Linked DNA regions of Homo sapiens: region 2 is linked to region 1. Evidence: chromatin contacts called from ENCODE Hi-C or POLR2A ChIA-PET data. All regions are on one chromosome and are shown on one strand. The core of a region is the stretch at or near the end of the contact, and the rest is flanking DNA. Distances in the headings are between cores, read along the strand shown. Region 1 overlaps INPP5D (inositol polyphosphate-5-phosphatase D). Region 2 overlaps INPP5D (inositol polyphosphate-5-phosphatase D).

What was found. Hi-C counts contacts between places; a loop is a spot of excess contacts on that map. ChIA-PET counts read pairs that join two places held with the same protein, here RNA polymerase II (POLR2A). Pooled maps may share reads with other maps.
Region 2: a loop to region 1 is called in a map of GM12878, with 2.7 times the contacts of the local background. The contact joins two enhancer-like sites. A Hi-C loop is called at or near these places in 1 of 168 maps with a recorded cell type or tissue (GM12878) and 2 of 50 pooled maps. POLR2A ChIA-PET finds 5 or more read pairs at or near these places in 3 of 52 experiments (GM12878, activated T-cell and activated naive CD8-positive, alpha-beta T cell).

Annotation. Positions count from the first base shown.
Region 1 is chr2:233,078,805-233,083,509 of GRCh38, forward strand. INPP5D (inositol polyphosphate-5-phosphatase D) reads left to right here. Exons shown (of 27, transcript NM_001017915.3): 2 at 531-594. Among named protein-coding and RNA genes, the nearest start is that of INPP5D, 21 kb to the left of the region's middle. RefSeq lists enhancers at 2,900-2,989, 3,500-3,649. Within about 2 kb of position 2,572, at least 12 of the 41 ENCODE cell types and tissues checked have a DNase peak (open chromatin) inside an H3K27ac peak, as active enhancers do; they include GM12878, where a contact is called at or near this core.
Region 2 is chr2:233,200,229-233,204,933 of GRCh38, forward strand. It overlaps INPP5D (inositol polyphosphate-5-phosphatase D), which reads left to right. Exons shown (of 27, transcript NM_001017915.3): 26 at 3,898-4,489. Among named protein-coding and RNA genes, the nearest start is that of ATG16L1, 49 kb to the right of the region's middle. Within about 2 kb of position 2,548, at least 3 of the 41 ENCODE cell types and tissues checked have a DNase peak (open chromatin) inside an H3K27ac peak, as active enhancers do; they include GM12878, where a contact is called at or near this core.

The sequences.
Region 1 (4,705 bases), core at 1,322-3,821:
CCCAAGTAGCTGGGACTACAGGTGTGCGCCACCACGCCCAGCTAATTTTTGTATTTTTAGTAGAGATGGGATTTCACCATGTTGGCCAGGATGGTCTCAATCTCTTGACCTTGTGATCCACCCATCTCAGCCTCCCAAAGTGCTGGGATTACAGGCGTGAGCCACCGTGCCTGGCCTGCAAGCACCCACTCTTGCTCTATCTTCTTGGCAGCCGAGAGGTTAAGAAAGCCCCTCCATGTGGCAGACTCCTTTAGATCAGATCCTTTAGCTGCCGGGTCCCCACCTAAATGACCCCCCCCAACCTTTTCCTGGTGCTCCCTGAGTGCAGAAGCAGTGGGGGAATAAGAGTGCCTCAGCCCACGATTGCTGGACGTCAGGACTCACCTCCATCTTAAGAGAACGGTCAGCTCCGAAATTCGGAGACTTTGTGTCCAGATTCCTCAAGCTGTGTCAGGAAGTCTTGTCTTTTCAGTTAAGAGGAAACCGGGTCTTCCTGCATGGGTTCTAATAAAGTCTTTGATCTATTTCAGGTATCGGAATTGCGTTTACACTTACAGAATTCTGCCCAATGAAGATGATAAATTCACTGTTCAGGTGAGTCCTTTATAAACCTAGAAATCTGAACCTGACTTCAGCCGATACTGGCAGAGAAAGGGTGTAAACGATGAGGAAGGAAGTGCACGCGCAGGTAGCCGGACGTGAAGGCCTGGCTGAGCCTGGCTTCCTCCCAGGTGTCCATGGGGTGGCTTAGCTGGTAAACTGGGGCCCTCCAAGTGACCCTGCTCTGTGACATGACGGAGTTGCATGCCACAGGCTATTTGTGGTCCATAGGTGTGAAGAGGAAACGAAGGTGAAGCAGACTGTCCAGAGATGAAGGGAAAGGAGGGGCTGTGGCTTGGCCGACTGTTGTCTTCAGTCTCTCAAAGGAGAGAGAGGAAGTGGCTCAGGAGGGAGAGAAGGGAGGTGAACTTACAGGAGAACAGACCGTGTTTTCTGAGGGGCTGCGAGACTAGCACAAAACAGTGCCTTTCCATTTGTAGAACTCTGTTCTGTCCGAGGCTGGTGCTCACTGCATCTGATTTCACCAAGCAAAGTCAAAATGTGCAAAACTTGCAGTTCATTTTTTAATATTTTTTATTTTTGAGACAGAGTTTCACTCTTGTCACCCAGGCTGGAGTGCAGTGGCGCCATGTCGGCTCCCTGCAACCTCCACCTCCCAGGTTCAAGTGATTCCCCTGCCTCAGTCTCCCTAGTAGCTGGGATTATAGGTGCCCGCCACCATGCCCGGCTGATTTTTGTATTTTTGGTACAGATGGGGTTTCTCCATGTTGGCCAGGCTGGTCTTAAACTCCTGACAGCGAATGATCTGCCCACCTCGGCCTCCCAAAGTTCTGGGATTATAGGCATGAGCCACCCCGCCAGGCTGCAGTTAAATTTAAAAACAAAAATCAGCTGCACCCGTCCAAGCCCGGGAAGGCCACCCTAAGCACGGTTTACTAAAGCCTTTGTTTCGCCACAAAATGTGACAACTGAGTGTGTGGAAGCCAGGAAAGCTATTGTTATCTGGCTACATGAAGAGCACATGGAGGTGGCAAGAAGGAAGGAGACAAAGTTTCCACATCCCGGGTGTGTGTGTGTGTGTGTGTGTGTGCACGTGACAGAGAGAGAGAGAGAGAGATGCTCAGTTCTCAGGGACTAGAGTAAGAGGCACAGCAGTGCATCCACGTCCCAAGCAGAGTAGCCGGGGTCGACAAAGGTTTGGATATCATGTCATGGAAGAGCAATGACGGCGTTGGAGGAGTTTGTTTGAAAAGAAAGTGGAAGTGGGAGGGGAGAGGCAGGGTACACTCTTCAGTTTCAAAGCTTGAAGGGAATGATTCATTTTGTGCTAACTAGGATGCAGTAGTAGACAGGGAGCTGGACTCAAGGTGTGGGGAGACCACAGGCAAGTCCCTGGAGGCAAAAATCCTCCAGAAGTTGTCAAGAGGGAGAGCGTGGTGAGCAGAACGCCCCTCAGGAAGACAGCTTATGAGGATGGAAGGAATTGCTTCGAGGAGCGATGTGATTGAGAGAGGCCCAAGGGGCATGTGTGATGCAGCCCGGTCCAGGGGCATTTGCTGCGAGGCCTCCTTAGGAGATGCGAGTTTAGGCTCAAGCAGAACCACTCCCTGCGTAGTTAGGCTGGCATTGCTGCCGGCTGCCTCATCCTCCTGCCCCTGAGTCCACTGCAGCCTCTAAGGCACATCTGCTGAAGGCTTTCCACTGGCCTAGGGCGCCCGCAGGTTTGGCCTGGTTCTTAGCAGTCACCAGGAGCAGATGTTGGCACACCTAGTACGAGAAGGTCCTTTCCAGCGCTTGGCAGCTATTTGCCATGGGAATGTCTGTCTCTGACAGGGGCTCTTCACCATGTGTGGGATGTGAGCAGCGGAGGGGAGCCCTGTCTGGGGCAGGCAGTTGGCCTCAATGACCTCTACCATTTTTTTCAAGTCTAGGAGGGCATGAGCTTTTCTGGCAGAGTTGGCATCTGTGATAGGTGGTTTGCTGAGAGGAGTCGGCAAACTCTCTTAAGTTAAAAGTTGGTCGATGCTTTTGATCTTTTTTCCCTTTGTGGTTTCTTCTCTTCCTTCAAAGTGAAGAAAACTTTAAGTATGACTGGAAAAGACATGACTCTGTGGCTTCTAGTAGAGTCGGCACCCGCCGCCTGTAAATGTGTAGACTGCGTCTCCGGTTTGCCCCTCTCTGTCACCATCATACTCTTGCTACTGTGACATCTTGTGACCCTGGGAACTGCTGATGAAATCCGGGGCCTCATCAGGCTACTGGGCAGGGGGTGGTGGTGGTGCAGGGAACAGAAACTCGCCTTGGCTGACTCTGTAAGGGGTAAGGGGTGGGCAGCCTTTGTGGAGATGTGCAGAGCCAGGAAGGAGAAGGCCGCCCTAGGGCCTTGGAACCAGAAGAGCATGGGGTCTGCACGCAGCTTCTCCCATGGATCAGCTCTTCTCTGTGGGGCCGCTCTTCCCAGCCAGCAGCCTCCCTTCTCAGTCCCCAGTCCTAAGAAGGAGTCTGATGGCTCAGCCTCCACGGCTTTCTCCGCATGAGCCACTCAGGGGCTGCCAGTCTGTGTATGAATCGGCTGTCTTGGAGCAGGTACCCCCCTCTGCCTCTCAGAGATGGGGACAGAGTCGTGGGGGCAGCGTGCCTCCTTAAGGTCTCCGCTTAGCCAGGACAGTGGGCGGGCAGCTTTCAGAGAAGATGGGCGGCTCTGCTGGACTTCTCTGCTCCTGACCCCGGCACTAGATCTGTGACCTCCGCAGTAGCTGACATGGTACAGGGAGCTGTGGACCTAGGTGGTCTGAAGAGGTTTTCCTTCAAGGTGAATTAAAGGGGAATTCTCATAGGATTCTCCCAGGTGGACTCACCTTCGAAAATCTACCTCCAAGAGTAAATGACAGCAGACGTCCACTGAGGACCAAGTGCACACTCATGCCCAATTAAGCAGACTCAGAGCCCTTCGGGGAAGCTTTAGCAGTTATTGATCTCTGCCTATTTTAACTCAAGTTCCTCTTTTCATGTTGAGGCAAAACCTCACAGTCTTTTCTGAGCTTAGCCACAGTTTCTAAATAACTCATTCCTGACACCTGAGCCTGTTCAGTGCCACCAGAATACGAGGCTCCCCAAAATAAGAATCTGGCCTGAAATTTTGCCAAGTGAAGCACCGAAAGGCTTTCATTGTTTCTTAGTTTAGTAACTTTAGCTCTTTTCCTGGGGACTTCTGTTCTCTTGTCAACACCAAAGATCTCATCTTTGTTCTTTGCAGACCAACTTCATGGAGTTGGCCCACGTGTCATAGCCCATGACAGCCCTGTATCAATCAGGGAGAGGAGCTGCCTCACCTGGGGGACTCTTTTCTCTCACTCCATCTTTCACAGACTTAAAAAAAATCCGAGATGGGAGGGCAGGATGCAAACTGTAACTTCATCCAACCCCCTCGTTCTAAATATGAGTGTTGCTGAGAACTGCGGAAGTTGGAACTCACAGCCAGGCCTCCCGGCCTCCCCGGCTAAGCTTTCTTCCTTCCAATCCAGAAGGTGTTTCCAAGCCTGTCTGGAGTCCCCTGGGGAAGGATGAGCCCAGGACTCTGCCCAGAGGGACAGGGAGACAGGGCAATGTGGCCTCTCAGAGAGCTTGGCCTCTTGCCCTTCACATGGTTATAGATAATATTTGATCCCAGGTGGCATCTGTCCCTTGTGGTAAATCAGTGAGGTGCCCCTAGAATGAAAGCAGACTCCATTCCCGGCTGGGATCTGGGTTCAAGTCCAATTTGGTCAGCGATGTGGCCTTGGGCAAGGACTGCCAAGAAACTGCTGGAAAGTAGAGATCACACACATACCTCCCAGCACAAGGAAGCTGCTGGGGAGGAGGGTGGAGACAGCAGGGAGCTGGAGGTGCTTTAGAGCATTCTAGGCAGTGCTGGGAGTGGTGGGGAAGGAGGGGTAAATTTTGGAACTCCATCTCCCTCAGCTCTGCTCTTTGGGCTATGGGCTTCATGTCTTCAGGGACCTGAGTACGCTCTGGAACTGTTAAGCAGTTGTTCAACAGCTGCTGTGCCACTCAAACCCTGAGAACCTTCTGGACTCAGCTTGCACTGCTTTTCCTGGTTGGGGGAGGGTTGGGGCAGTGCTCTGAGCCCTGTGTGAGGCCAGAC
Region 2 (4,705 bases), core at 1,298-3,797, 120 kb after region 1:
CTCTCTGGTGCTGCTGGAACAGAGCAGAGCCAACCATGGGTACCTCGTGGATACACAAGTGGGGAGCTCTACATGTTTCTAGTAGCCACAGGATGACAGACAGACGTGAAAGTGCAGGCCCAATTACCAACGATTTAAGATGGGCAAGATAGCTTGAGCACTGTCTTCCCTTGAGGCTCTTTGCTGGCTTATCATAACCTCAGGGGTTCACTCTCAGCCTCTCTTCCTCTAACACTGGTTTTTTCTTCATCCTTTTTCCATGAGGACTTGCGTGCTGTCCGCCACATGGGGCAGAGCCAGCAGCGGTGTGTTCTCCATCACACTGTCCTCCAGCTCCCTCCAGTTCCACCCTTCCCAGGCCTGACCTGGCAGGGTCTTCCTCTGGATGGAGAAGCTGTTGACAGTCTCATTTCTCAAAATATGCGAGATATGCTCTAAGAAACGGATAGGCCAGGCGCGGTGGCTCACGCCTGTAATCCCAGCACTTTGGGAAGCCAAGGTGGGCAGATCACTTGAGGTCAGGAGTTTGAGACCAGCCTGACCAACACGGTGAAACCCCATCTCTACTAAAAATACAAAAATCAGCCAGGCGTAGTGGCCCACACCTGTAATCCCAGCTACTCAGGAGTCTCTGAGACACGAGAATCGCTTGAACCCGGGAGGCGGAGGTTGCAGTGAGCTGAGGTCATGCCACTGCACTTTAGCCTGGGTGACAGAGCAAGACTCCATCTCAAAATAAATAAATAAATAAATAAATAAATAAATAAATAAATAAATAAATAGATGAGAGGAAGTCAGGAAGAGAGAGAGAAAAGGACAGGACAGGATAGCCCTGAAGCTCAGCTCAGCTGTCTCTCTCTCTGCCTCTGTACAGAGTTTGTTGATAGGGTGTCAGACCCTGGTCATTCCCTAAGAAACTTGGAGGGAGGAGAAACAGCCTCAGTTTCCTGCCCTGGAAATATGAGGACAAAAGGCACTATTCAGTGGGTATCAAGGTGCCTGTGTGGCCACCTCTTTGGAGACCCCAGGAAATGGAGCTCTAAGCAACCAGAAAGAAAAAGGAGCATGATTATTTGTGTAAGTGAATGCTTTTCAGCTCCCAAAGCGAATGGATCTTGGTGCATAACAACGAGCACACAGCTTGGTGGGAGCATGCTCCCCACAGCCCCATGGTGACAGCTGCAGACAGGCTGCCATCCACGGGCAAGGGGCCCCCAGGGTACGCTTCTAACTCACTGCTCACCAAGGAGGCGCTTGGAGCCTGGAGCCCTGCAGCTCGCACACCTGCCTCATCCCTTTCCGCTGCTCCAGGTCCCAGGCTCAGCCAGAGCAAAGGCTGTGGAAGGGGGTGTTCCAAGCACCATCAGTGTTTCCCCACCATCACCCAGACCCAAGTGCAGGGACTGACCTTCCCGGTTTGCCAAGTACTGTCCCAGTTTTAGCACTGAAAGTCCCACATCTCAGGAAACCCTTCAGTCCTGCGTAAGCAAGGACAACTGGTGACCCCAGATCGAAGCTGTGCAATTAGGAAGGGGACTCTTCTCAGCCCCTGGCCAGTGCTTAGCTGCTTTGGAGATGAGACTCGTCTCCTGAATCTGAGAAGTACAGTCATTTGCTGCAGGAATCAACTCGTCCCCTAGATATCGGTTCCCTTATTCAACAACTGTGGCCTGCTATAGGAGTCAATTTCTTGTTACCTTTGGTCAGGGGAATAAGACTTACTTTTGAGTTTTTCATGGTTTTCCCCAGTCTTCCCCGCCCGCCCCACCAAGCTTCCCCTCTCTAAGTGCAACAGAAGCCTCCTCTTAGAGGGAAGGCTTCCCTGGTCTCTATCTCACTGCTCTTTTCCCAGAGGAGTGAGCTTTAGAATCACAAAAGGGCTTGCACCCAGGGCTCTTCCTGGTCCTGCCCCCAGTTCTCTGAAGTCAGCCCCCTCCTCCCATCTCAGCCCCTGAGAGAGGGTGGTCAGAGGTCAGGACTTCTTGCTCCTTCATCTGAAAACTTGTGACCATGCCAGTTGCACCCTCCTGTGCCCTCTTCCCTTGGCTAACTCACAGCAACGGCCTTTGAGGGTCCACACGGGGGTCAGAAGAGGGCTGAACATGGAGGGGGCCCTTTCCAAAGTCCTTGTTTGAGGCCCCAGCATTTCTATGTATGCACCTGCTCTAAGGTGTTTCCAAAAATTAATGGGCAACACCCCCAGGTGCACAGTCAGGCTCCCTTTGGTGTGTCCCGGAGGCCAGCCTCCCTGGAGCTCCATGGCTTCTCACCGGCACCTGTGTGAGGACGACATCCCGCCTTTGTCCCCTGAGCCCACACCTGCTCCCCAGAGTCACTGTTGAGTGCCTGTGAGCAGCTTCTCAGTGCACATCCCATCAGTAACAGGCGCAACAGCCTCAACAGCTCAGTGGGTTCCCAGCGATCCACAATTTCTTCACGATAGCTTCCTTTTCTGTAGAAAGCAGAACCCAGAACACTCCCCTGGGAGATTCTGCTGCTAGTCAGGAAGTAAAATGTGTTCCCATTTCTCGTTCTCATAGTTTGCTCAGCAGGAAATCACCTCCAGTCAGAGCAGTGATAAATCAGAACACAAACAAGCAAAGGCAGCACTTGCCTACTTTGGGTCACAACACAGGAGCTTCCCCTGCCCATGAGTTGAGTGGGCCTTTCTTCTAGCTACTGGCCTTGGCTTCCCCAGTACTCGCAAGTGTCCAAGTTCCCTCTGACTTGCACCACAGCCACCACGTGTTCCTTCCACTGTGAGTTAGGAGAGGCTTCCAGGGAGAGGACTTCATGTGGCTGGGAAGGACACTGTGTTAACCGGGATGTCGGGCCCCCTGAGCTCAGATTCTGTCCTTGTTTGTGGCTGTGTTGCTGTGCCTGGGAAAGTGTCTCACACATGAGTTTGGTAGATGGAGCCTCTTGAGCTTTCACCCTCAAGTAGCACAAGTGGTTCCTGAGGAGGAGGTGTGATCGCCTTCCTGAGCGGTCATGCAAATGCTGGGTCGGAGCAGAATTGCTGGAGTCAGAGGAGAGGCTGCGGGGTGGGGATGGGAGGAACCGGGAAAGGAGGCCTGTTGACTGGGGAGGTGGGAAGGGGCTGTGGAGAGCAGGCTCATCTGATGAGGATGAGGGGTTGATACTGAGGTGCCATGTAAGTTCTCACTTCATTTCTCCCACAAATCCTCCAGTGCCATGCCCCTTGCTCACAGATGCTCTGATGTGAACAGGTTTTATAGTGGAAAAGGTCCCAGGCCAGAACTGAGGCTGTCTTTGAGGACAACGTATGATGAACACAGTACTGTTTCCTCTTCCTTTTTTTCACTTGAGGTGAAATTCACTTAACATAAAATTAACCATTTCAAAATGAACAGTTTGCTAGGCTGGGCACAGTGGCTTATGCCCATAATCCCAGCACTTTGGGAGGCCAAAGTGAGAGGACTGCTTGAAGCGAAGAGTTCAAGACCAGCCTGGGCAATATAGTGAGACTCCCCATCTCTACAGAATAAAACAAAACTAAAAAATTAGCCAGGCCTGGAGGCATTGCTACTCCCAGCAATGTCCAGCTACTCCTAGCTACTCCCAGCTACTCCCAAGTAGTCTCAGCTACTTGGGAGGCTGAGGGGAAGGACTGCTTGAGCCCAAGAGGTTGAGGCAGCAGTGAGCCATGACCGCACCACTGCACTCCAGCCTGGGTGACAGAGCGAGACTCTGTCTCTAAAACAAAACAAGACAAAACAATTTGGTGCCATTCAGTAAATTTGCAATGTTACATGTCTCTATCTAGTTCAGAAACATTTGTATCACCCCAAAGAAAGACCCAGAGCCATTAAGCAGCCATGCTCCCATGTCTTCTCCCCTGGACATGTGTCTTCCCTGCTCTGTCCCTGGCTCTAGGCCCAGTGACCTGGGGAAGAACGCAGGGGACACGCTGCCTCAGGAGGACCTGCCGCTGACGAAGCCCGAGATGTTTGAGAACCCCCTGTATGGGTCCCTGAGTTCCTTCCCTAAGCCTGCTCCCAGGAAGGACCAGGAATCCCCCAAAATGCCGCGGAAGGAACCCCCGCCCTGCCCGGAACCCGGCATCTTGTCGCCCAGCATCGTGCTCACCAAAGCCCAGGAGGCTGATCGCGGCGAGGGGCCCGGCAAGCAGGTGCCCGCGCCCCGGCTGCGCTCCTTCACGTGCTCATCCTCTGCCGAGGGCAGGGCGGCCGGCGGGGACAAGAGCCAAGGGAAGCCCAAGACCCCGGTCAGCTCCCAGGCCCCGGTGCCGGCCAAGAGGCCCATCAAGCCTTCCAGATCGGAAATCAACCAGCAGACCCCGCCCACCCCGACGCCGCGGCCGCCGCTGCCAGTCAAGAGCCCGGCGGTGCTGCACCTCCAGCACTCCAAGGGCCGCGACTACCGCGACAACACCGAGCTCCCGCATCACGGCAAGCACCGGCCGGAGGAGGGGCCACCAGGGCCTCTAGGCAGGACTGCCATGCAGGTGCGCTGCGCCACACGTGGGTTCGTGTGCATTTGTGTGTGTGTGCATGCGTGAGTGCGTATGTGTGTACCTATGCATATGTGTGTGCATGTGTGTGTGCACGCATGCATATGTGCGTGCATGTGTGAACGCATGCATGTGCACACATGCGAGTGATGGTCCTGGGAACTGCTCCATGAGAAGGGAGAGTCAGGATTTGAACCCAGGTCTGCCTGT